Linked DNA regions of Homo sapiens: region 1 is linked to region 2. The links are chromatin loops, found by intact Hi-C in ENCODE. Cell type or tissue: Caco-2. All regions are shown on one strand. Links, peaks and the distances in the headings refer to the core of each region. The heading gives the core; the rest is flanking DNA.

What was found. Peaks named below come from ENCODE experiments on the same cell type or tissue, not always from the same donor. Only the 100,000 strongest peaks of a DNase experiment are listed, where the experiment ranks them.
Region 1: a loop joins it to region 2, with 5 times the contacts of the local background. A loop is called at or near these places in 1 of 110 quality-filtered maps.

Annotation. Positions count from the first base shown.
Region 1 is chr7:7,988,934-8,005,777 of GRCh38, forward strand. GLCCI1 (glucocorticoid induced 1) reads left to right here. Exons shown (of 8, transcript NM_138426.4): 2 at 14,975-15,126. Among named protein-coding and RNA genes, the nearest start is that of GLCCI1, 29 kb to the left of the region's middle. In Caco-2, for the core only: no CTCF peak of the experiment used is centred there; a DNase peak (open chromatin) is centred at 7,758.
Region 2 is chr7:8,288,282-8,299,629 of GRCh38, forward strand. The region is part of intron 3 of ICA1-AS1 (ICA1 antisense RNA 1); the gene reads left to right. Among named protein-coding and RNA genes, the nearest start is that of ICA1-AS1, 32 kb to the left of the region's middle. In Caco-2, for the core only: no CTCF peak of the experiment used is centred there; a DNase peak (open chromatin) is centred at 2,800.

The DNA of each region.
Region 1 (16,844 bases), core at 5,958-9,957, 290 kb before region 2:
CTTGTTCAACTTAAAAATTCTTATGTGGTCCTCCTCATTCTTTCTTTTCCCTCATCTGCCAACTGGATGCAGAGAATCTAGTAAAGGACTCTGACCAAGGTCCTAATGGAATGGTAGAGCCATGAGATGAATGAAGTCTGAATCCCTAAATGATCAAGTAAAAAGCAATCTGTCAGTCAGAAAATACATATTGGGCTTTTATTGTGATAAGGCACTAATTTTTTATAAAAATAAAGCTATAATTTTAAATTGTAGCGGCTAGCATTACCACCCTTACTGTACTTTAGAGTTTGAAGAAGGTAGTCCACTAGCTGATGCTATTGGAGCCACCTTGAAAATTAACCTTGGGAGTTCCTCTCTTTCCTTATCTAATCTGTCACATTGGCAAGTATGGTTAATTTGTGTTGGCAGTGCATCTGTCAATGCAAGAGACACTCCATCAACCTGTTCTATTTTTGTGTTTGTAAAATGTCAGAGCATAGAAATCATGGTCTTTTATATAAATGAGGAAAATAGAATGACAATTGGACCTGAATTCAAGTTGTTTTTTTCACTGTCTTGTACTTTATTCACAGTGATTTTAGATGAGCCTCACATAAAGAATATTAACGAGAAATATGGAGCTATTCTACTTGAGGCTCTTCCCAAAAGTCTGCTTTGGTAAAGAGGTCTAGAATACATGCCAGGCGATTTTAAATTTTTGAATATTTATTTCATAGTAAAGGCTAAGGAGACCACTTGTGATAGCCACAAGTTTAACAACTGTTTTGTAAGTAGATATACTAGGTGTCAGATAAATGAAAATATGACAACATTCTTGCCTTTTAGGAACATACCTCCTGGTAGATAAGTCTTGCATTAATCATTTAAGTGCAAGGTAAACATATTTTGATTGTTAGTTTTTTTCCTCTCCTGTCTCATTCTAAAGTGAAAGTAAAATAGCTGAGATATAGGTGAAAAGAGAGACAGATACAAGTGTGTGATCTCCATGAGAAATAAGTGAGCTACATTACTTATAATGCTCCGAACATGCGTAGTTCAGTTCTTGTCACCTGTTAATACTAAACACATAGAAAGGATTTTAAAAATGTAATCAGAAGTGAAGGGAGAGAGAAAGGAGAGAAAAAATCCACTGGAGCTATCTGGCTTGGTGTGGTTTTGTTTTCCTCCTACTTTGAGATGAGTCCAGTACATCTGGAGGTATTATTCAGTTTTGTATTCCAAATGCCCCAGCTATTCTAGGTATTGTTAATGATTCAGGCTGTATCTAAAACTATCATCTGAGATTAATTCACTCATTTCTTGGGCACTTAGGGTGAACAGTGCTCTTTGTTTGTTGAGGAGAAAAAAATTAAATACAGTAAACACTAAAACTTTGTGACTGTAGTCTGTATCGCCTGGACAGTGCCATTTTGACTGAAGCACAGTTCAATCGGTAATATCAATTGACTCTTTTTGACAAAGATAATAATGCCCAGTTTTGTGGCTATTTTAGAAAATAAAGCATAATGCTATCCTCCAATATGTTATGACACTTTGCCCTACACTTGTTTATGCTGCTGGTTGTTTTATTTCTTCAGTTGCTCTCAATCCTTGGCAAAACTTCCTGGCAATCTTTTATGCACAATATTTGTAGAATTGTTGAGGTGAAAGGTGTTCTGTGTATGCAGACATAGACTGGTGTTTTACTGTGTTGTGTTTTACTCGTGGCCTCTACAAAAGTGTGATTTCTGTAAGACATTTTCCTTCAGGATATTTTCTGCTGCTTTTGGCCTTTCCGACTTTATGAAGCACTCAATTTTGGATAAGCTACTGCTTTACAGCTACATATTTGATTCTTTGGTGTCAATATATATGAAAGTAAATGCTAGAATTAACGTCTGTGTTTCCGTATTTCTGAAGCCTTCATTCTGTTGAGTCTGTTTATTCTGGGTTTACTCTAGAAAAGTGTAGCTAGTTGTGTTTCCTAGTAAACAACATATTCACCATTGCTGGATTTGGGGACACATTGTGGGGGTGGGGAGAATACAGCTTGTGAGCTATATTTAATTTACTACATTATTTTGCATTGAGCAAATCAGTGGTATCCAGACATATTTCAGTACAGATTTCTATTTATCATTTGCTTTGCAGCAGTAGATTAGCTTGGCTGGAAATCATACCTTACTCAGGTTAAATAGTTACTCTTTTTCCTAGGCCTTTCCCCTTCATCTCTTCTACATTTAACCATGGATTTAACTCTTCACCCTATTGCTAGACAGTTACGAGCTAATTTGTAGTTATTACATAAGCAAAGTGTTTAAGTGTGTGAATCTTTTGTTTATAAATTGTATGTTAAAATATATTTGGATTAGGAATTCTACTTTTCAGTTTAGATATCATGAGAAGGGCTATTCACTTGTCTAGGAGACTGTTGTGTTTTCTGTATTATATTTAGCTGTTCTTTATTCAAATAGGAAATAAGAATGCAGATAATTTTCCAAGGAAGGATGTTACTTTTCAGAATTAGAGGAATTATAGGCATACACCTATCTAAATACATTTTACATGGCATAATTTGATTGTCCTTTTGTAGAGATTCCATAATATTAATAGCCATAATCAGCTTTTTCTTGGCCTTGAAAATAATTTTAGGGATGCTTTGTTCTTTACTGACATGTCCAGTAGTTGGTAAGGTAGTGTGGAAGGAGCCTGGTTATTCTCTTTGTTCTGTAAGAGGCCCTTCTAGATTTACCCCATTGCAAGGAGAAGATCTTCCTCAAGGCTTCTATCTTTTCTACATGGCTCTTCTTCAACCCCCTCAGTCCATTATCCCATCATTTCTCATGGTAAATATCTTTCTCCATAAAAGGAACTACTATTTCTTAATGCTTTCCTGGTTCTTGCTATAGACTTCCATAGGATGCACTTGGAACTTTGTGAGTGTCAGGCTTGGAGGGAGAGAATAGGCAAAAACCTATTGATGGTTTTAGTGTGAATCCTCCAATTTCAGTTACTTTCTCCTCTAGATTGAGCAGGAGCTGATTTCTTTACTAGGTTACTTAGGGAGAAAACTTACCTCTCTAAGGCTAGCCAATTCAATGACGTTGGAGGAATATTAGAATTTATTTTTTCTTTCTTTCTTTCTTTCTTTCTTTCTTTCTTTCTTTCTTTCTTTCTTTCTTTCTGTCTGTTTCTCTCTCTCTCTCTCTCTCTCATATATATATATATCTGGCTCTAGAAGGAATTTAATAACTCACATTTAGTTATCAGACATTCTGGAAATTTATAGTCTTAAATTCAAATGTGTTGAGAGGGAAACAATGTAATTTTACTATCCTTCTATGGTCATTTATTTCATTTAGTGGTGGAAGACTTGCCCATAGAGATACTGAACATACTGCTGCTCTCTTCTCCTTCAAAGGTGCTGGCTCAATGACTCACACCTTCCACCAGTTCTTATGTTAATTCCTTTCCAGGCTTTTGATTGAAGAGCATTCTCTAATAGATTTTCAGGAAAGACTCATAGGAACAATATTCCGTAAGTTCTTGCTAGTTATGTAGCAAGAACTCAGATATAGCTTTTTTAATCTGTAGCCTTTATACTTGAAGGTCACTTTAGCTTTATCAGATATATTTGATATGTTGATTATTTTCCCCAGATATAAGTATGTCCTTTCCGTATGTCCTTTCAAGTTATCTTTTATTTTAGGAGAGTTTTAAAAATTATAGTTTTTAGTATTTTTTGTTTTGTTCCTTTGGTCATTTCTTGAGGGACTCCTGTTACACACACATGTTGGACCTTCTTTGCCTATGTTACATATTACTTTCTCTTGAAATCTTGTCTCCTCATTTTTTTAATTCTGTAGTTTTTTTCTTACCATTTCCTATTTCTGTTAAGGCATTATCCATTGTGTTTATTCATTCTTGTGTTTCTTGTAACTTAGTCTTCATCCCTAAAATAAGTTTTGATATCTTTTCTAAGTTTTTCCTGAGTTTGATCACCTCTATTTTCATATCTTCCTTGCTGTCAAACACATCATTTCCGAGTATTTTTTAAGTAATGAGGTTTTTCATCACTGTTGTCATTTAAAAAAGGATTTTTAGCTTACTTTGAAATATTAGGTCACAGTTTTCATCTTATGTGAGCATGTCTTTCTGGCATGCTTTCATTATTCATAGGGACATCTTTTATTCTTTGTATGCTTTTATTCCCTTACAATAACTTTAGGAAGAATCTGCTATTTTCTGTTGTTCATTTTTTTTAAGTAAAATGATTTTTTTTGTACTTTTAAATAGGGTGGATAGTTCATGATACCATTTCTGTCTTCAAGGCTCTAGTGCTCCCACTCTTCTTGTTTTTGTAAAATGACTTCTAAAAAAATTCTCGATTCTGCTCTCTTCCTGACTCCGTTGTCCAACTTTTTCTCAACCTTCTCTTTTCTTTGCTTCTGTCTGCTCAATTTTGATTAGACTCTCAGTAATTTCTCTTTACTGTTGGATTCCATGTTGGAAGCAGTTCTTTTTTGTTAGATTTGAGCATAGCCATATTGCTCTAGTATCTCAGACTTTATTGAGTTGATGTCCTCTTGCTTTCACTTGCAAATCAGATTGTGTGGAATCCCCTCCCAGTTTGGCTACTATTCTAGATTGGCCCTTTACATTTACCCATTAGTGAATTGTGTTCTCTGGACCATCAGAAGCCTGGGTACATTCCTTTGCTGTCTCTCACACAGATGCTGATACCACTATGGCCCAATACTTTTTTATGCTTTCTCCCAACTCATTTATATTTGGTGTTTTGTGGAGATATTTTGTGACTTTATTATGTTGTAGATGCCAATACTCCTTGACTTACAATGGGGGTTACATCCTGAAAAAAAAAAAGAAAATATTTTAAGTCAAATATGCATTTAATACCCCAGTAAACCCATTGTAAAGTCAAAAAATTGTGAGTCAAACTATCATAAGTCCAAATGCTTCTTGACTTAGGTATGATGGGTTTATATCCTGATAAACACATCATAAAGTCAAAAAATTCTAAGTTGAAATATCATAAATGTGGAACCATCTGTATTGTCCTTGAATCTTTTGTTTGGCTATTGTCTTAATCTGTTTCGTATTGCTATAACAGTGTCACAGACCAGCATGGCCAACATAGTGAAACCCTGTCTCTACAAAAAATACAAAAATTAGCCAGACATGTTGGTTCATGCTTGTAATCCCAGCTACTTGGGAGGCTGAGACATGAGAATCACTTGAATCTGGGAGGCAGAGGTTACAGTGAGCTGAGATCACACCACTGCACTCCAGCCTGGGTGACAGAGTGAGACTCTGTCTCAAATAAATAAATAAAGTAGCTATAGAATATTATAGCTAGTTTATAAAATTTTCAGACTCAGGGTTAAATTATTTAATGAATTTAAACTATTAAAATCTAAATTTAACTTACATATTAGAGCAGTCTGATTTAATTTTACTTTGCCACTTTCACAAAAAAGAAATTCATTGTTCACAATTCTGGAGAGTGGGAAGTACAGTATCAAGGTACTAGCATTTGGTGAGGGCCTTCATGCTATGTCATCCCATGACAGAGGTAGAAAGGCAAGAGAGCAAAAGAGGGTTGACCTAGCTCTAATAACAACCTGCTCTTGTAATAGCATTAATGCATTCATGAAGGCAGAGCCCTCATGGCCTAATTGCCTCTTATTGGTCCCAACTCTTAATACCATCAGAGTGGCAATTAAATTCCAAGATGAGTTTTGGAGGGGACATTCAAGTGTAGCACCTTTCTTCCTTGCTGTCTGTCTGTCGTTAAAATCTATTCTGCCAGCATCTTCATATTGTTGGAATACATTGACAAAACTTCTATATAAGGAACAGTCTTGAATATTGACTTATTACTCTATTTAATGGACAGAAAATGCTACATATATTACATAGATATACATAGAGATACACACAAACACACACACACTCACACACTCTCCATATTTGTCCAGGTAATGGTTTCACTTAATACACTAACAGTGTTTGTGTTTGTGTATCAGTGTTTGAAGTGAAACTGTTACGTGGACAAATAGGGAGAGCATGTGAGTGTATGTGTTTGTGTTTTGTGTATGTCTGTGTATTTCTGTATGTATGGACATCAATCCCAAGTAAAAGCAAGTGAAAAATTTTAGTAGTATCCTCTACTAGAAGAGTGAATATTTTTCTATTTGTTGCCTTTATTTCTTATTAAATAAAAAGCAAATTTTGAGGGAAAATGCTTTTTCCTATGTGTCATTATATTGAGGAAATTATTCCCTACTTTAATTATCAAGGTGTTTGACCAGTAATATTAGTTAGCACTTTAGGAGGCTGAGGTAGGCAAATCATTTGAGCCCAGGAGTTCCAGACCGTCCTGGGCAATATGGCAAAACCCCGTCCTCTACAAAAAATACAAAAATTAGCTGGGCGTGGTAGCATGTGCCTGTAGCCCCAAATACTCGGGAAGCTAAGGCAGGAGGATCATCTGAGCCTGGGAGATCAAGGCTGCAGTGAGCCGAGATCGTGCCACTGCACTCTAGTCTGGGTGACAGAGCAACCCAAATGTCCATCAATGATAGACTGGATTAAGAAAATGTGGCACATATACACCATGGAATACTATGCAGCCATAAAAAAGGATGAGTTCATGTCCTTTGTAAGGACATGGATGAAGCTGGAAACCATCATTCTCGGCAAACTATTGCAAGGACAAAAAACCAAACACCGCATGTTCTCACTCATAGGTGGGAATTGAACAGTGAGAACACCTGGACACAGGAAGGGGAACATCACACACCAGGGCCTGTCGTGGGGTGGGGAGAGTGGGGAGGGATAGCATTAGGAGATATAACTAATGTAAATGACGAGTTAATGGGTGCAGCACACCAACATGGCACATGTATACATATGTAACAAACCTGCACGTTGTGCACATATACCCTAGAACTTAAAGTATAATAAAAAAAATAAAATAAATTTTAAGTTCAATTAAAAAAAATAAAAATGAAAAAAAGAGAGCCTATTTTATAACCTTTGTTGTTGTGCTCTTGTTAAAAACAGTTTTTCTTTATAAATTGAGATGTAATAGTGAGCCTGTCTCATTTCATAAAAAATTTTCCAAGCTGTGGTGCTTTAACTGGAAGTTAAATTCACAGAATTTTGTGAAATATTGTTTTCTGAGTAGGAATATTTGTGTTCCTTTTGCTTACAATATGACTTTCCACCTTTGGTCAGTTATTTTAGTTGTTTTTGTAGTTGCTAATACTTTGTGATTACTTCTTTAGTATATGAACTCATTAGTCATAGTGGATTTTAGATGTTTGGAATTTCATTAACAGAATTCATTTGAAATTTGTAAGGCTGATGAATCTCCTTCTACTAATTACTACTTTGCTAAAGTTCGTTAAAGGACTATCATTCTGCCACCTCCCAAAAAAACGAACTTAAAAAAATCTTTTGCCATATATGTAATTAAAAAAAAAAAGTATTCCAAATATCAGAGCTCCATCTTAATTTGTTGTGTACTTTTTCAGTGCTTGTTACCAGGCTTCTTGTAGCCATATTAGTGAAGTTTTCTTTTCAACCTTGATGCAAAGATACTCCCTTGAGTTTTCTTTGAAAATAGACTGAAGGCCTCCTTCTAAATGTCTTATGTGTCATTTGACATAAGTTTATTGGGTGAGCTGTAACCTAGAGAATCATGCCCAAATAGCTGCCTGACTGCATTTTTTGGTTTGTTTGTTTTTCCTGATGGACCTCAGGTTACAGAGTTTTGTCAGGCCTCATTTGGTCAGAAGCATGTTTGTTTCTCTTGTCAGCTTCTTGATTGGTTTCTTTCCAGATTCTGCAGGGCAGCCATATGGTCATTTCTGCATGTTTTCTAGATTGCTTCTGTGGTAGGGTTCCAGGTTTGGTTGATGAGTATTTCAGATTCTACCCACACTGAGAGAGCTTCAGTTTTGCTCTTTGGTTTTATTTCAGATAGCATATTCACAACTTGTGTCCTTCCTGTCACTTATCTGAAGTTCATTTGAATTTGGTGATTTTATTTTACGTGGCCTATGTATTTGGCTAATGTTTCATCATTTTATATGTCAAGGAGGAAGACTATTAATGGCTGTTGAAGTGCTTAGATTATGCTAACTTAGGAAAACTAAATCTAGTAATAATTCTATTGGATGATAAATATTAATGTACATTAGATTGGGTAGAAAAACATACCAGTCACCTTTCCATATCTTGTATTCTCAGTTATTTTGTTACCTTTTTTTTTAAATTTATTTTGAAAATCATTGTCTATAACTGCAAGGCAAGGAGAAAATTACTTAATGTTAGTAGTGATAATACATTAAAAACTATAGCTTTCAAGGTATTCTCATTACAGAATTAATGAAGTAAATTTCTACTAATAAAATTGAGCTTTAGGAAATTTATGCTTAGCCTTAGTGAACCAATAGCAGGAAAATTCCACACCTGTATTTATTTATGGCTATTTTTGATCTCAGGTAGATTAAGAACTATATCATTTCCAGATATTTTGAAGTTTAAGAAAAGCAACTTAATGTCTTGTATTCAGTCTGATCTTGATGAATTTGGTATTTTGATTTCAATGAAGATTGAATTAATATGAATAAGTGAAGTTAAACATCATGAAAAACTCACTGACTACCTGTTAAAATAAAGGTTTTATAAAGTAGCTATAGAGGCTGGGCATGGTGGCTCACACCTGTAATCCCAGCAGTTTGGGAGGCCGAGGCAGGCAGATCACCTGAGGTCAGGAATTCAAGACCAGCCTGGCCAACATAGTGAAACCCTGTCTCTACAAAAAATACAAAAATTAGCCAGACATGTTGGTTCATACTTGTAATCCAGCTACTCGGGAGCCTGAGACATGAGAATTACTTGAACCTGGGAGGCAGAGGTTACAGTGAGCCGAGATCATACCACTGTACTCCAGCCTGGGTGACAGAGTGAGACTCTGTCTCAAATAAATAAATAAATAAATAAATAAATAAATAAATAAATAAATAAATAAAGTAGCTGTAGAATATTATAGCTAGTTTATAAAAATTTTCAGACTTAGGGTTAAATTATTTAATGAAATTAAATTATTAAAATCTACATTTAACATATATTAGAGCAGTCTGATTTAATTTTACTCTGGCACTTTCATTTTGTAAGAGAACCTACTTTGTTTTTTTCAGACTTACATTTTTGAGGAGGTAGTTTTTTTTGTTTTTTTTTTTTTTTGTTGTTGTTGTTTTTTGTTTTGTTTCGTTTTGTTTTGCTTTTGAGACGGAGTCTCGCTCTTGTCACCCAGGCTGGAGTGCAGTGGCGTGATCTTGGCTCACTGAAACCTCCGCCTTTCGGGTCAAGCAATTCACCTGCCTCAGCCTCCTGAGTAGCTGGGATTACAGGCGCCCTCCACCACGCCCAGCTAATTTTTGTACTTTTAGTAGAGACAGGGTTTCGCCATTTTGGCCAAGCTGGTCTCAATCTCCTGACCTCAGGTCATCCACCCACCTCGGCCTCCCAGAGTGCTGGGATTACAGGTGTGAGCCACCGTGCAGGCTCAGGAGGTAGCTTTTATTGTAACTACTTTTAACTTTTATTTGCATGCAAAATGCCTTGTTTGCGTGGTTGGGTCTTTTTCCAAAGAAGCTATAGTGTACTTTGTCTTTCTTACTTTCTAGTGTTCCTAAGCATTCTACCTTAGAGTGTTTTGTATTTAGGTTTTAAGGTTCTTATTGCCATGGCCAGAACTTAATTTATTAATAGCTACTGACCTTTTGAAGGAGCTGACTACATGTTTAAATTTATTAGATCTAAAAGTTTAGCTGCTAATTACAGATTTCAAAGAATTGGTTGACTTTTTTGCAGCAGGATATTTTCTAGAGTGTATAGTCAAGCTTTTAATGTCTCTAAATAGGTTGTTGAATAGGTTGTTGCCCCCCAAAATTTATTTTTTGAGATACAGAAAGAAAATATAATTTCTGTATTTTTATTTTTTATTTTCTACATATACATTTCTATTTTTCTGTTTTATAATATATAAAATATTAGCAATATCATAGATATCCAGTTCATAAATAAGCAGCTACACATTACTGCATGCCTATATATTTACCAATAGGGACACTTAGTAAAAATAATTTGAAGACCATAGTTCTGACAGAGTAGTTATAGAAAGTGAACACTAAGTGTAGAGCATGTGATCTTTTTAAAGAGATAGATAAAGATTCAATGATTAAAAATATAATAAAAGAAAAATTAAGTAAATATAGAGTAAATAAGTAAAAGTATAGATTAGAATATTATTATACAGACCAAGGGACTCATTTATAGATTGTTTATATATTTAACTCATTATAAAACATTAAAATGGGCTGAGTATTGTGACTCATGCCTGTAATCTCAGTGCTTTGGGAGCCTAAGGGGAAAGGATTGCTTGAGGCCAGGAGTTTGAAACCATCTTGAGCAACACAGCGAGACCCCATCCCCATAAAAAATTTAAAAATTAGCCAGATGTGGTGGTGCACACCTATAGTCCTAACTACTGTAGAGCTGACGTGGGAGGATAGCTTGAGCCCAGGAGTTCCAGGCTGCAGTGAGCTACGATCACGCCGGTACACTCCAGCCTGGGCAGGTGACAGAGCAATACCCTGTGTCTAAAAAGAACAAGGCTGGGAGTGGTGGCTTATACCTGTATTCCTAGTATTTTGGGAGGCCAAGGTGGGAGGATCGCTTGAGCCCAGGAGTTTGAGACCAGCCTGGTCAACATAGTGAGGCCTCATCTCTATAAATTTAAAAAATTAGCTGGGTGTGGTGATGCACACCTGTGGTCCCAGCTACTCAAGAGACTGAGGCAGGAGGATCACTTAAGTCTGGGAGTTTGAGGCTGCAGTGAGCTGTGATCATGCCACTGTCCTCTAGCCCTGGGTGACAGAACTAGACCGTCTGTAGAAAACACAAATAAAATAAACACCACCCCTTCAAAAAAACCATTAAAATGGTTCCTATTGTTTATTTACTAAACTAAAAGGAGTTTTAATAATTAAATGGACTACATACAGCGTTTCAAATTGTTTGGAGCAATTTAAGTAGAGGCTCAAGTTATTCACTTAGAATGGCGTTTCCTTATCTGGTTATAGCTGACCTTTATATAGGCCTTTTAAATTTAGAGGTCAACTGATAAATGTCGGCTTTGCCTCTCAACAGTTTGTTGTCTTGTGTTTCTTCGCAGTGGAAGGAATTTAAAGTAAACTTTAAAATTTTAAACAAATTACTATAAATCAGATAATGGGAGATGTTAATTTTCTGTTTCCCAGTGTTGCTAAAATTAGTAGGTATTGCCTTTATAACCAGGAAAAATATTCAAAAAGTTAATATAAATAACTTCTAGTAGTATTAATAGAACTAGAAACAGTTTATGTATCTTCAGAGTTACCTATGATGTGGGGAGGAGGTAAAGATAAAGGGAGAAGAAACAAACAATAAAACAGAAAGCAATTAGCAAGGAACATTCCAAAATAGGAAAAAATTACATGACAAATTAAACCAAATTTCTTATAACAATAAATATAAGTGGGATAAGCTCACCTTTTACAACCAGAAGGCTCGCTACAATGTTTTTTTCAAAAAGTATAAAAACATACTTTGTTTTATGATACACATAAAAAAATCTTTTAGGATGGGCATACCATGTAAATTAACAGAAAGAAAGCAGAAGGGGGTCATAATATTCAGTATCATAAAATTTCAAAAATAATTAATGGGACAAATTATAATATGATGCATATAAGCTGTAATGTTGATGTCAAGAATCTATATGTACCCTTTACCATTATGTAATGGCCTTCTTTGTCTCTTTTGATCTTTGTTGGTTTAAAGTCTGTTTTATCAGAGACTAGGATTGCAATCCCTGCTTTTTTTTGCTTTCCATTTGCTTGGTATATCTTCCTCCATCCCTTTATTTTGAGCCTATGTGTGTCTCTGCATGTGAGATGGGTCTCCTGAATACAGCACACTAATGGGTCTTGAATCTTAATCCAGTTTGCCAGTCTGTGTCTTTTAATTGGGGCATTTAGCCCATTTACATTTAAGGTTAATATTGTTATGTGTGAATTTGATCCTGACATTATGATGATAGCTGGTTATTTTGCCTGTTATTTGATGCAGTTTCTTCCTAGCATCGGTGGTCTTTACAATTTGGCATATTTTTGCAGTGGCTGGTACCAGTTGTTCCTTTCCATGTTTAATGCTTCCTTCAGGAGCTCTTGTAAGGCAGGCCTGGTGGTGACAACATCTCTCAACATTTGCTTATCTGTAAAGAATTTTATTTCTCCTTCACTTATGAAGCTTAGTTTGGCTGGATATGAAATTCTGGGTTGAAAGTTCTTTTCTTTAAGAATGTTGAATATCGGCCCCCACTCTCTTCTGGCTGCAAATCAAAACCACAATGAGATACTATCTCACACCAGTTAGAATGGCAATCATTAAAAAGTCAGAAAACAACAGATGCTGGAGAGGATGTGGAGAAACAAGAATGCTTTTACACTGTTGGTTTGAGTGTAAACTAGTTCAACTATTGTGGAAGACAGTGGTGATTCCTCAAGGATGTAGAACTAAAAATACCATTTGACCCAGCGATCCCATTACTGGGTGTATACCCAAAGGATTATAAATCATGCTACTATAAAGACACATGCACACGTATGTTTATTGCGGCACTATTCACAATAGCAAAGACTTGGAACCAACCCAAATGTCCATCAGTGATAGACTGGATTAAGAAAATGTGGCATATATACACCATGGAATACTATGCAGCCATAAAAAAGAATGAGTTCATGACCTTTGCAAGGATGTGGATGAAGCTGGAAACCATCATTCTGAGCAAATTATCGCAAGGACCAAACACTGCATGTCCTCACTCATAGGTGGGAATTGAACAATGAGAACACTTGGACACAGGAAGGGGAACATCACACACCAGGGCCTCTCATAGGGTGGGGAGCTGGGAGAGGGATAGCATTAGGAGAAATCCCTAATGTAAATGACAAGTTAATGGGTGCAGCAAACCAACATGGCACATGTATACCTATGTAACAAATCTGCACATTGTGCACATGTACCCTAGAACTTAAAGTATACTTTTAAAAAAAGGAAAAAAAAGGAATCTATATGTGCTAAATAATATAGAACTAAAATATAAAGGTCAAAAATGTGCAAAAAATAAAGAGAATTTTTAGAACTCAATAGTAGTTTAAAGCTTTTAGAGTACTCTTCTAAGTCTGTAACAGATAAAACTGATAATTATTCCTATATTCTATAATTTAATTCAATTGATATATAAGACAAGGAACTATATATTCTGAAAACAAAATATCTTCTCTGTAATTCATGAAACGTTTATAAAAAATGACCATGCTTTTGGTCACAGGGAAAATTTCAGGTAATTCCAATGAGTAGAAATGGGTTCCATTAGATTCTCTGCCTTCAGTATAATACAATTAGAGCTAAAGTAATACAGATAAAGAGGAAATCTGGTAATTTTCAGATCTTTTCTATCAATTCTTGGGTCAAAGGAAAAAATAAAAACTGCAGTTCTAAGCTATTATCTGCCTAATATGATAACATGCATTTTCTTCTGTTTTTCTGGTAAACTATGTATTCTGATTTCAGGAAGGTGAAGGACAGCATTCAATAATAAATGTTTCTTCACCCCCTGTAAAGAGGAAGGCATTTTGTTTGATGTGAGATATGACTCTGAAAAGAGTTAGCCTTGGGAACCTGTAAATCTGTTGGATTCTATCACAGAATGCACATTAGTAGTAAATTATTTAGGATAGATATATGGAGAATCCTCTATAGTTATCTGTGTAGATTTGGTGTTCAGTGTGATTAATTTTTAACAGAGATTCTTGTGATACCCCTATGGGAAGGAGAAGTATCATAGTTTGTTATGGCAGATTGATTGAACTGTGTATAATGTCTGTAGATTTTGGGTTCTTTTTACCTCTGTCCCTTGTTTGCATCTCTTGTTCAGTATTCCTCTAGGACTCAAATTCTTCGTCTGTGAATGAGGAAGTTGAATTAAAATATAAAGTTATTTATACATGTTATTTTTGTATAGCTCTGAATAAATTCATTAAGTGAGTATTGAATGTTGGTTCCTATTTAGTCTGTAGGGTTTAAACTTATGTTGTGATGGGAGAGAGAAACAGGCTTAGGGTGCCATGAAAGCAGAGACAGGCAAGTATATCTTAGAAGGAAGGCGAGAGGAAAGGGCATTAGGGAAACTTTCACAGAGGCAGTGTGACATCTGAACTGGTCTTGAAGATAAATGAGTTTGTCAAGTAAACAAGAAAGAGAGTTCTAGGCTCAGGAAGTAGAATGTACAGAGGCAGAAAGAATGTATTTTACCTTTGGAAAAACACAGGCCATTCATGTGACGCTTAGCATGGGATTATGGAGTAGTAAGATATTAGGCATTGAGGTATATGGCACCCAAATCGTGAAAGCTTATTATGTCATACTAAATAATATAGGCTTTAAATTAAAGACAATGACTAACCATGGAAATGTTTTCTATTTGGGTATGACACTGTAAAATTTAGTTGAAATGGATACAGGGATAGCAGTTAGAAAACTGGCAGTTCAGGTGAGACATGAATGGGAGTCTTAATTAAAATAATGGCAATGAGATGATATGCAGATTTATATAAAATGGATAGGCTTCATAGGGTCTGTGGGAGCCCTGGAAATGTATGTGAGATTTAACATGAATGTATTTTCCTTGGGACATGGTTCATACATTTCATCTGATCATACAACAGGGCTATTAGTGTAAATATATATATCACAGGAAAAATTGACAGGATGACATTCTACAAACTATGAAGTTAGATAACTTTAAATTTTATTTTATTCACTAATGACTAATCTTTTTTTTCACTTTCTGTAGCGGACAAGGCAAAATCTCAGCAAGTTCGGACCTCTAGTACAATAAGGCGAACCTCCTCTTTGGATACAATAACAGGACCTTACCTCACAGGACAGTGGCCACGGGATCCTCATGTTCACTACCCTTCATGCATGAAAGACAAAGCTACTCAGGTAAAATCAGGAAATCAAAATCAGCTTATTACCCTGCACTTCTTCTGTTTTGATCACAGTAAAGAAAATGTAATATAATCAAATTTCCCCAAATTTGAAATACATCCAACCAAGGAAGAAAGGAAAAATCCATTGTTTTAAATAAACTTTGCAGTAATTGTTTTTTGTCATCTGGCTTTTAGAAGTTTTGAAATTCTTTAATACTTAAATAGCACATCAGTCTATATTACATGGTTGTAGACACGTTGTAATTTTAAGAATTGCTTTCCAATACAAATTAAAATGACTGGTAACCATTTTAGAAAATATAATTTTTTAAGAAGAGTTTGCACCGTTCTTGAAAATAATTTATAAAGTAGTAACAAATGCCTAATGAAATCTATGTTGGAGAATTTATTTTTTTCTGTTTAAAACCAAGACTAAAAGCCTTCAGAGGGAAATAGAAATTAACTGTCTCATTTTCCCTGTTTTTGGAAGGATCTCCAAGCTTTTGATTTGAAAAGCTTTTCCTCCACATCAGAAAAAAAATCTGAAAACATCTTTATTCATGATTATCTGAGTTCTTGACCATATCTTCATAACAGTAGTCAATCAGCATTTATTGGCATAAAGAAGAATACTAAAAATATAAGAGATAGTCATTGGTTTTAAAAAACCTGCAGCACAGTTAGGTAGATGAGATACACATTTATAAAAATTGGTAAAAGAAGACAGTGTATAATTCGACGTTAGATGAATGGAGTATGTAAATGTGAGGGCATTCAAAGGAAAGAGAACATTTTGGGCTTTGTAGGTTAGGGAAATAGAATAATTAGAGTTTCATGTCCGAAGACTGAGGAAAAGAGAGAGAGTTTTGGACATGATCTGTAAAACTCTGCTTCTCAGGTTTTGTCATTTTCTCAGGCAAGCTTGCAACTGTGAAATTGGCTTCTTCTTTATCATCTGTCTCATCAGTTCTGTCCTTGTAATGTTTTATGCTGCTCTACTCTTTTGATTTCCATTCTTCATTTAGTGAGGAAGAGGATAAGTTTAATATGGCAGGCAGTGGAATTTCCAAATAGAAATAACTAGCAAAACTTAGAGGTGTGGGCCTGGACAGTTAGAGATCTGGACACAGATAATTAATTCAGAACCATCCTTCTAGAGGAGTTAGATTCACAAATATGATAAAATGTAGGTATAGAAAATAAAATTTAAAAATAATTTTAAAAAGAAAAAAATTTAAAAAAATGTACTTATAGAGTATGAAAGAAGAAGGTCAAGTGATGGAGGACTTAGTTTTTGGAAGGGTGCACACACACAAGAAAAAAACTAATATATTCATCTGAAAGCAGCAAGAGGAGGAGGGAGTTAATATTTATTAACTGTGTACCGTGTACTGTTTGTTTTATAACCTGTTTCATTTAATTCTCAAAAGACCATTGCAACATTACACAGATGGAAAAGCAGTCACTCAGGGAACTTAAATGATTTATTTAGGAGCATAGAGCTAGAAAGTGTTGGAGCCAGATTTCTAACACAGGCTAATCTGTTAACCAATATAAGCTCCATTTTTATTATTACTGAACTGGGATTATAGGATAATACAAACATACATATGTATGTATGTACCTAGTGCTGTGACACTGCACTAAAAAATGGTAGCTATTCTTTTTAGATTACCAAACCAACATATGAAATGAATGCTATGTGCTGACACTATCGAGAGGGAAACATTA
Region 2 (11,348 bases), core at 911-4,910:
TCCTTTAAAAATATCTGGCCATTTGATTATTTGCCTCAGAGAAAATGACCCCCCTCCCCAGGTTTGTAAATTTAAGAGTGCTAGTGAGCTTGAAAGAGCCTTATGATGTTTACTTTTTCTCTCCTTTACCAAAGAGAAAAGGGACTTACTTGGGAAGATAATATCATCACTTTTTGATTTTTTTGATGCCATGTCATCTTATTGATGTTTTAAAAGACTTGGAACAACATGAAGCACTTTAATGGAGAGATAAATATTTTTTAAACAAGTTATTATTTTTTCTTTGGCCTTTTATCTGTTGTACTACTTAGTGTAAATACAATTTAAAAATCATAAGTTGAAATTTTTTAATTTAGATTTAGTTCTCCTTAAGAAATTCAACAAGAAGGAAATATAAACTCTAAATAGACCTTTCTTATACATAGGCCATACTGCGGTGTGTTTATTTTCTATAAAATAAATGTCACTTTTAGCTTCTGTTAACCCACATCATTCCAGAACATTTCCTAATGATTCTTTTTAAAAAACATTTTTTTGTTCTGTAAATCTATTACTGTGAAAGTAGTTCCTTCCTGGCTTCCTGCTGTGTTTCTCTGCTATTGCATTATTGGTACTTACTGTGTCACAATGATCTGTCTTTACAAATTAATTTTGTCTTTTTCTTCTGAATTTTTTCAATGCTCTTGATTTTTTTTCAATTTATACTAACATTTTAATTATCAATTCCTTTCTAAAGAGGCATTCATACTGTTTGCAAAATTTAATTACAGTGCCTTCCTTCCTTAATACATTAAACCTATAAGTCTTCTTAGATTTTTGTATTTTCTGTTAGCTCAAATTAATAAGGGAGAATGAAAACATTCTTACATTGATCTAAATTATTTTCCTCTTCTTTTCTATTTTTTGAGCAGCAAATTGAACATTATTTATTTTTATCATATTTGAGATTCTTGACTATAAAAACATGTCCTTCTACCTCTCCTAATATAAGGGTAGTCTATAGTTTTAAGAAAGTATACACTTACATATCCCACATTTATTTGTCTTCTCTGTGTCCATTTATTCAGCCAGACATCTATTGAGTGCCTATCACAGGTTGGACACTGTGTTAGGTTATGTTTATTTGTTATTGTTTCTTTACAAGAGCAACTTAAAAAATTATCTTTCTAATGCCGCTCACAAAAAATATATTGAAACTAACTCTCTTACTCTGATCTCAACGATATCTCTTACATAGGTAATTGAACTGTAGTGTATTTATGAAATAATAGACAGGACAACCAAATAAACACTAGTAGTTCTGATAATTCTAAAACTATCCAGTGAAATTGTCTATGTGTTTGTTTATGTGTACAAATCATCAAGATTTGTGAAAAAAAACTACAGAAAACTTGATTATCTTTACTGGCAATAATTTAGTTTTAAATGGCAGACTGAGAACAAGTGAATGTAAGCTGTAACTTAATATCATTTAGTTATGCACCAACTTGGTCAAATCATTAATTTTATCTAACATCAAAAAGAAAAGCTGGATGCATGAAAAATTCTTGATAGATATGTTAAAATTATTTCATTTACTGAAAATTAACTCTTTTCAAATAAAGTTTAGTTTTTAGATCTTTATAGATTATGAGAAAAGAATCAGGAGAAAGAGGAAAGAAATAAAAAATGGAAGTCTAAACCAATTTCTGGTTCGGTTTAGTCTCCTTCACTGAACAAATATTTACAAAACACCTGCTCTGAGCCAAGCAGAATGCTGGGGATGCAGGAGGACTCACTTGAATCATGAGTGATGATATTGCCTTACTTTATGCTAGATTTAAGTTTGGGATGCCCTATGGAAATACTATGAAACTATGTTGTTAGCTAAATAGCATGAAATACCTTGTAGAAAATGCAAGTGAAAAAGAACCTGGGAAAGAAGGTTCACTTTCAAAGACAAACTATTAAGAATATCAGTGACTGCAGGTTAGACAGTAATTGTAGACAATTAAGAGAAGACAGAACTTCTGATTAGAAGAGTGATTGGCAAGAGAGTTGGCCAGGCAGAAAGGTGATGAGACCTTTAGGTGGGAGGCAGGAGCAGAGCTTGGTGTTTCTTTTGTATAGTGCCCCATCTCTGGGTTTTAGGAAGCATACTATCAAATGTTTAAATAATGCTCCAAAAGTTAGGTAACTCCTCAAGGTTACGCAGCCTTCAAGTGGTGGTGCCTGGACTTAAACCTCTAACTCTGTAGCTAGTGATCTTAGGAAGGTCTGCATTTTAGAATTTTTCTGCTGAAACAATAGAATTCCCATAGCTATTACAAGTTCAAGTATGAGAAGGAATGAAAAAGAAATACTGCCTGAAGATTTCCTTCATCAGAGAAACATAGGGATTGAGGAATACCAAGTGGTCTTGAGGATATGCATTGCAGACCAGTTCATTTATGATTTATTTATTCATTCAACAAACACTGATTTGACATCCTCCACATACCATGAGCCCTGCTTCTCACACCTGGCATGGGTCTTGAGAGCCACTCTGGCACCATGTTGCATTTTATTGGGTTCTCCAAAGTGAAACCTATTTATAGGTTCATCCTTGTATCCAACCACCAAAGTTCAGATAATAATTTGCCTCTTGATTTGCAGCCAGGGGCTTTCCAGTTAGTGAGAGGGGTTGATATAAGGGAGAGTGAAGAACCAAAAGAGGTAATTTGTCTTCATTTCTGCTGATGAGGACACCCAAGCAAGTTTTCCCTGAGGCTATGGTAATCTGCAGGGCTGTCTCTCATTTATTACCCACAGAATCTAGAAGCCCTGTGGCGCATTGCAAAGATAAGGTAATGAGCACACATTATGCAATAACAGACGGTAAACTCTCTAGTTTTCCTTTGTTATTGGAAGGTGGCCTGGAACACCAGGTGTTAGAGACAGGTTTTCCTGTCACTCGTCTAACCAGTTTCCTATGCACTAAATGCAAGAGATAACACATGAAATAACTCACCAGATTTAAAGTTAAGCAGTTAACTGTGAGAATGACAAAGATAAAATGAAATTGTAGAAGAGCTTTATAATGCCAAAATGCTATAAAATATTTGTTGCTATTATGAGACTTGTATGATATAGCTTCAATGGACTTGTTATGTTGCAATTAGATTGTTTTAAAATGTCACAAAGACTTGCTGGTGGATGGCTGGGTGGTATAAGGCAATATTTCTCTAATTTTAATATGCATATGAATCCCCAGGAGATCTTGTTAAAATACAGGTTCTGAGTCACCAGGTCTGGGGTGTGGCCTGAGAGTCTGCATTATTTAAAAATCTCCCAGATGATATTGATGCTTCTGGCTCATGGATCACAGTATGAGTAGCATGGATGTAAAATTGAGAGTATGTATTACCATCCCTCAATTCAAGGGAATTCATGACATATTCTGGCTAAAAACATACATATTTATCTGGTGTGTAAACCTCAGGATTCACAGCATATCATCAAATCAACTTTATTTTTGTCTTTCCTACTCCCTTAAAATTTATTCAGTAATCATCGGAAGCCCTGGGAAGCAAATTTCTGGAGACCCTATGCCTTTTCTGCTCATGCTTAAGTAGTATACCATCCTACTGTCAATTAAGATCATAAACACAGGCACAATTCAGTAATTAGATTGTGGGCCTAAGATAATAACCAGGCTCTGACCTCGATTTAACGGGCAGAGCTCCCTTGGCCCAGCCTGGGCCTGCTTACCCTGCTGTTTGTCCCTAAAAGGGCTCTCATTAGCTATTCTCTGTTTGCCCATGTTGAGCTTTTTGGTTTAAATCTGATGCCTTCCCCTGTAGGGCACTTTTGTGAGGCTTTGTGATTCCCTTCATTGGTGACTTCTCCTGCAGTCCCCTTGTTGCTGGCTGCAGAACCCCGTCAAGTCCAGGTGGCCACTTGTTCCTCCTGCTTTGGATCCTAGGAATTTGGCCTTGCACCCAGCTTCTTGCTGCTGCCCTCTAGGACCTGCATTGGGCCAGACTCAAGTTAGCTCTCTCTCATTTGCTGCCCACCTCTGCTCCACAGGAAACACTCTAGGGTTCTTTGACCTGAAAAACCCTGGAAATGCATGTGGGAGTAACTGTCCTCAAAGCAGTTATTCTACCATCCTTGGCCCTCTAGATTTCCTGGGCAGAAGGCAGAATGCAGGGCCAGTGTCCCCAAAATGCAGGGATGCCCCACTTAGGAATTCAAAGTGGACCCATGGGAGTCCCTCTCAATAGAGTGAGATGGTAGAAACTAATAACGAGGCAATTATTCTCCCCAAAGTGCTATCTTCACAAATATCCCTTCTCCTTTCGTCTCTCAGCTCTTTCATATCCTTGTAGTGAGTCAGATGGTTCAGAATTTATGCGGTGGGTTCTCAGAAATTTCCTTTCATGGTTTTTATATGACAGTTTTGTATCTCACTTTTCAATGTCATTCAATATTCTGTTACAATAATAATAACAATGACCTACGTTTAGCAAGCACAGCAATACCATGAGACAGGTGTGATCCATTTCCCCATTTTACAGGTGAAGAAATTGAAGCACAGAAAGATTAAGTAAAAAATGCCTGATGTGAACCTAACAAATCTTAAGTTTCTACTCTTAACCATTCTGCTGTGCTTCTGGTAGAAAACGTCCAAATATTTGAAGGCAATATCATGATATATTCAAAAGAATACTAAAAACCAAGTGGTATGTCAGGCTTGCAGAGTAAAATCTTTGGGTAACATTTCCGTTCTAAGTCTTAATTATTATTGCTTTAAAAGAAATATCGTTGGATTGCATTTCCTAAAGTGTGTTTGCATGAAATATTAGACCCAAGGTTCCTTCAATCATTCAACACATATTCACTGCATGCCACATAGGGAATTCTGTCCCTCTTGGAGATCTGCAATCTATTAACATGTTATAGATTCTAAAAGATCCTGTATAAATGTGTATTTATCCCCAAATTATTTGATATTGGATTTTCTGTTCAATTTTGGGGCAACACCAATAACATTCTTTGGAAGTTCCTTAGAATCAGCTTTTGGAAGTTAACTAATGAATTTACTGATTAATTCAGAGACAATGAATGAAAGTGCATGTACTAATTATTCTTTATTCATTTGACCTTGAAGAATGTTTAATTTGTGATCACCTTTTGCAGTAACTTGACAGATATTTCTAAACACATGTTAAACCTAACTTGGAAGTAAACCCATTTATAAAAAACACTGAAAATAATAAAGTAATAATGTGTTAACATCTGTATGTGTAAGATGTGAGGTTTGGTGCAGTGATTCTCAATCTTGCCTATTAGAATCACCTGGGAAGGTTTTAATTAACTGATGTCCACACCACATTCAGGCCAATTTAATCAGAATCTCTGAGGGTAGGATCTAATATTTTGATCCAGGGCTGTGATTTGAGTCTCCTTCAGTCCATGTGATAAATAACTTATATAATTAGGTGAATTGAAACTACCTCTCTGAAAAGGAGATGAAATTATCTACCACCAATAGATTTAGTCTGGTTGAAATAAAATGGATAAAATATATAAGAAATTTGGTCGGGCGCAGTGGCTGTAAGATTTTTGGCCAGGTGTGGTGGCTCATGCCTGTAATCCCAGCACTTTGGAAGGGAGAGGTGGACAGATCACTTGAGGTCAGGAGTTCAAGACCAGCCTGGCCAACATGGCGAAACCCTGTCTCTACTAAAAATACAAAAATTAGCCAGGCGTGGTAGCAGGTCCACGTAATCCCAGCTACTCAGAAGGCTGAGGGAAGATAATCGCTTGAACCTGGAAGGCAGAGGTTGCAGTGAGCCAACATCATACCACTACACTTTAGCCTGGGTGACAGAGACAGACTCTGTCTCAAAAATAAATAAATAAATAAATAAATAAATAAAATAAAATAAAATAAAATAATAAAAAAGTAAATTTAAAAAAACCCAACAAACCCAAAAATGTAAGGTTTTCTTAAAAAAAAAGAAAAAAGAAATGCATATACTTAACACTTTCACATCACGGCAATTATCTAGGATCTTCCTTATTGAGGCTTTATAATTTATGACCTTTTGTTTAAACTCCGCTCCTCATGTGGCTCCTGTTTATCAATTTTATATTTCCAAATTGCACTCTGCTGAAAATAATGAAATTAGATCAATATAGTTATGTTAATGGAGGTACCATGCAGCTCATTTGAAAGAGAATGCAATACATATTTTCATACGTCCTATATTACTCAACCCATTGATCAGAAAAGTGTTAATGATACAATGCTAGTATTTTGAATGTCTAAGAGGTCCATTGATGGCAACTTAGACATAAAAAGCTACTGAATGTTCATGAAACTGGAATAAATGACTGCATTGAATATATTTAAGTTATCCTTAATGTCCTGTTGTTAGCTGCAAATTTTATTCAAACTCATCTCAACTGTTATTCTTAAGACTTAAATAAATCAACCATGTATTTTTGTTCATCTTGGCTTACACAATTCTGTCATTTGTTTGAACAATAAGCATAATTCTGTTGCCAAATAAAAGAAAAACAAAATTATGGGGCTGTAAAAAACGCAGTACTAGAATGATGTGATTAAATAAGAACGAGCCAGAAGTATATTCCTACGTGAAGTCTTCTTCTTCTTCTTTTCTTTTTTTGGACAGGGTCTTGCTCTGTTGCCCAGGCTGGAATGCAGTGGTGCAATCACAGCTAACTGCAGCCTTTATCTGCCAGGCTCAAGTGATCCTCCTGCCTCCGCCTCCTCAGTAGGTGGGACTACAGGCATGTGCCACCATGCCTGGCTAATTTAAAACTATTTTTTAGTAAGGGTGGGGTCTCACTTTGTTGCCCAGGGCAGTCTCAAACTCCTGCACTCAAGTGATCCTCCCACCTTGGCCTCCTAAAGTTCTGGGATTACAGGTGTTAGCTACCACACTGGGCTGAAGTTTTCTTCTTTTGCATTTCTGTTCCTCATACTTCTTTGTGTTCTCTCTTGGTCTTTGTCTTTCTTCAGGTCTTGCTCTTGCCACGTACTGTTTCTTGTTTTGAGATTTGTATTTGTAGTGGGGGAAAACAATACGGAGAGTTTTTATGGAGTGGAGGAACTTCCAAGATACAGTATGTAGTATTTTTAGGAAATGGAAATCTATTAGATGCTTTCTCCCTGAGAAGGTAGTAAAAGTTGTGAGAATGAGAAGGAAGAGATGGTAATGCAAAAGAAACACTTGTTGGAATATTCTAGTGAGGGTGAGGATGCAGAGGGAGTCTTTCTGGAGAGAAAATAGATTTGTGTAAATGGAAGACTACTTAATAGTCTACGGAGAGAAACCAAAAGATTAGCAACAAAGGATATTAACATTTATTATTCATGCTTATTAAAAAAAGAGAAACTAAGGAATAATCTTGGGTATACCCATTCAATGAAAAAGTCACTTGTAAATTTCAGAAACGTGAACTGCCTTCTAGGGACTACTGTTTAAATGTCACCTACCTAAAAGGAATACATTTTAATTGGACTTTGATTGGCAAGCTCGTCACTACTTCCTTTGCCTTTATGAAAAGATCTGTTCCAACTGGCAACACCCAAGAGTGCAGCATTTTAAACAGGGAAAAGGTGAGCAAACACAATTACCCGCATCTAAGTCCTGTGATACAGGCAACTGTTTTAATATAATTCGTCTTCCTAGTTGTCATTTACTAACCTAAAGAGCATTATTGGGCTGATTTAGTTAAAAAACACCACCACCACCACCAAAAAACAAAAAACAAAAACATGGATGGAAAAGGGAAAGCAATAGAAAGGGAGTCTGAAGATTCTAGATTGAGTCCTGATGTCTCTGCAAATAGCTATGAAGTAACTAGAGCTTCAATTTCATCAACTGTCTAGGTAGGATGCCCTCCAAGGTCTCTAAGATTACAAATAGTGTGAATTAGCCGACAGCGAGCTAGAGCATATTTGCTTAAGCCAATAGTGACATCTGGTGGCTGCATATACCAATGACAGATTTAGCTACCTTCAAGCTTTCCCAAAGGCTTGGTAAGTCTTGTTTTTAAAATGGCTGCCTTTTCCATTTGAAAATATACCAGTGGCCAGTTGGAAACCTAACTGTTCAGATTTGGTTTCTCTACTTTATTATTTATATCATGAGTTTTTAGATTTTTATTTTTTATTAAGTAGGTGAATGAGCAACATGTTTTTCAGAGAATGACACTTTGATAACTCTTTTCTTGTAAATGCAGTATTATAAACAGAGCTCCAAATTCCTTTGGCTCTGTCGCTACTTCTCTGAAGCAGATGTACTTCCATGCAATTGATTGGATTAGTGGAGGTGTAAATTTAAAAATAAATAAATTAATTTGTTTATCCTCTCATTTAACTCCTACTCTTGCGTCAACCTCTGTGCTAGACAGGACAGATCCAGAAATAAAAGCACACCCCTGAACTACTGAGTTCTCTGGCTTCGAACCCAGGGAACTGACAACACATCAGCTGGGATTTGAGCTCCCTTTTTGTAAATATAGACAGAGGCAGGGTAAATCTCAATCTTCATTTTGTTTGTCATAATTTCTTGGTTTCCCTTTGATGGTGGTGAGGTCCTTACCCCTGCTTTCTGAATCCTAGTTCTCTTGTCTCCCACAACTCTAATTTTTTATACATAAATGAATACATAAGCAAGTGTACTTTTATGAAATGCATACTATTTCCCTCTCACATTTAAATTCTCAATTTGTGATGTGTAGAATCTTAATATTTCCTTTAGTGCAGAGTGACCGGCACCTCCAGTTTAATCCTTCTCCAAAATGGTTAACTCAGAATTCTCACCATTCCCAGTCTCGGTCTCCACCATGGTGCTTTAATTCTCTTTTTTTCAATACTATTTAAAAGTATCATCATTGGCCGGGTGTGGTGGCTCACGCCTGCAATCCCAGCACTTTGGGAGGCCGAGGCAGGCAGCCACCTGAGGTCAGGAGTTTGAGACCAGCCTGGCCAACATGGTGAAACCCCATCTCTGTTAAAAGTAAATAAATAAATAAATAAAAATACAAAAATTAGCCGGGCGTGGTGGCACACACCTGTAATCTCAGCTACTTAGCAGGCTGAGCCAAGAGAATTGCTTGAACCTGGGAGGCAGAGGTTGCAATGAGTAGAGATTGTGCCACTCACTCCAGACTGGGCGAAAGAGTGAGACTCCGTCTCAAAAAAAAAAAAAAATTATCATCATTATTATCTTGTCTGTTCCTGGTTCTTTCCTTACTATGTAAGAGAAGCAACCCAAGTCGCAGTGCATTTAAATGCTTTTCCTAAGGCTCTAGTAAGGGCAGTTAGAAATGGAAGCCGGAACTTTAGATGGTCTGGAGCGTGGTCTGGAGTCTTTACAACACACCCAAACTATCCGCACACATGGAAGGGTGAGAACCTCCCTATCCAATTCCTTTGCATCAGCTCCTCCTTCCTTTATTGTCTATGGCTTCTGGGACGATTGTGAATAAGAGAGTGATCCAACAACAGAATGTGGAGACAACCTCTCTCCCCTCTGTAGCTGTGTCCACTTTGGCTTTTGATACAGGGAGTAGAGTCACAGACAGGCATGTATTCACTTTAGTTTCCCTAGGAACGCAGACAGGTGGTTCAGACAGAAATCAGAATTATTTATACATGACTGTAGGAAAATATTTATTCAGGGAACTCTGACCATTTTATGCTTGAATCATTTATATTCTCTACTATTTAGAGCTGCAGTTGGCCTTGCTATCATTTATTTATTTGTACATTGAGTCAGTGAAGATAAATTTTCTTAATTTTTTTTTCCTTTTTTTTTATTTTATTTATTTATTTATTTTTATTATTATACTTTAAGTTTTAGGGTACATGTGCACATTGTGCAGGTTAGTTACATATGTATACATGTGCCATGCTGGTGCGCTGCACCCACTAACTCGTCATCTAGCATTAGGTATATCTCCCAATGCTATCCCTCCCCCCTCCCCCAACCCCACAACAGTCCCCAGAGTGTGATGTTCCCCTTCCTGTGTCCATGTGATCTCATTGTTCAATTCCCACCTATGAGTGAGAATATGCGGTGTTTGGTTTTTTGTTCTTGCGATAGTTTACTGAGAATGATGGTTTCCAATTTCATCCATGTCCCTACAAAGGACATGAACTCATCATTTTTTATGGCTGCATAGTATTCCATGGTATATATGTGCCACATTTTCTTAATCCAGTCTATCATTGTTGGACATTTGGGTTGGTTCCAAGTCTTTGCTATTGTGAATAATGCCGCAGTAAACATACATGTGCATGTGTCTTTATAGCAGCATGATTTATAGTCCTTTGGGTATATACCCAGTAATGGGATGGCTGGGTCAAAAGGTATTTCTAGTTCTAGATCCATGAGGAATCGCCACACTGACTTCCACAATGGTTGAACTAGTTTACAGTCCCACCAACAGTGTAAAAGTTGTTCATATTTCTCCACATCCTCTCCAGCACCTGTTGTTTCCTGACTTTTTAATGATTGCCATTCTAACTGGTATGAGATGGTATCTCATTGTGGTTTTGATTTGCATTTTTCTGATGGCCAGTGATGGTGAGCATTTTTTCATGTGTTTTTTGGCTGCATAAATGTCTTCTTTTGAGAAGTGTCTGTTCATGTCCTTTGCCCACTTTTTGATGGGGTTGTTTGTTTTTTTCTTGTAAATTTGGGTTCACTGTAGATTCTGGATATTAGCCCTTTGTCAGATGAGTAGGTTGCGAAAATTTTCTCCCATTTTGTAGGTTGCCTGTTCACTCTGATGGTAGTTTCTTTTGCTGTGCAGAAGCTCTTTAGTTTAATTAGATCCCATTTGTCAATTTTGGCTTTGGTTGCCATTGCTTTTGGTGTTTTAGACATGAAGTCCTTGCCCATGCCTATGTCCTGAATGGTAATGCCTAGGTTTTCTTCTAGGGTTTTTATGGTTTTAGGTCTAACATTTAAGTCTTTAATCCATCTTGAATTGATTTTTGTATAAGGTGTAAGGAAGGGATCCAGTTTCAGCTTTCTACATATGGCTAGCCAGTTTTCCCAGCACCATTTATTAAATAGGGAATCCTTTCCCCATTGCTTGTTTTTCTCAGGTTTGTCAAAGATCAGATAGTTGTAGATATGCGGCGTTACTTCTGAGGGCTCTGTTCTGTTCCATTGATCTATATCTCTGTTTTGGTACCAGTACCATGCTGTTTTGGTTACTGTAGCCTTGTAGTATAGTTTGAAGTCGGGTAGTGTGATGCCTCCAGCTTTGTTCTTTTGGCTTAGGATTGACTTGGTGATGCGGGCTCTTTTTTGGTTCCATATAAACTTTAAAGTAGT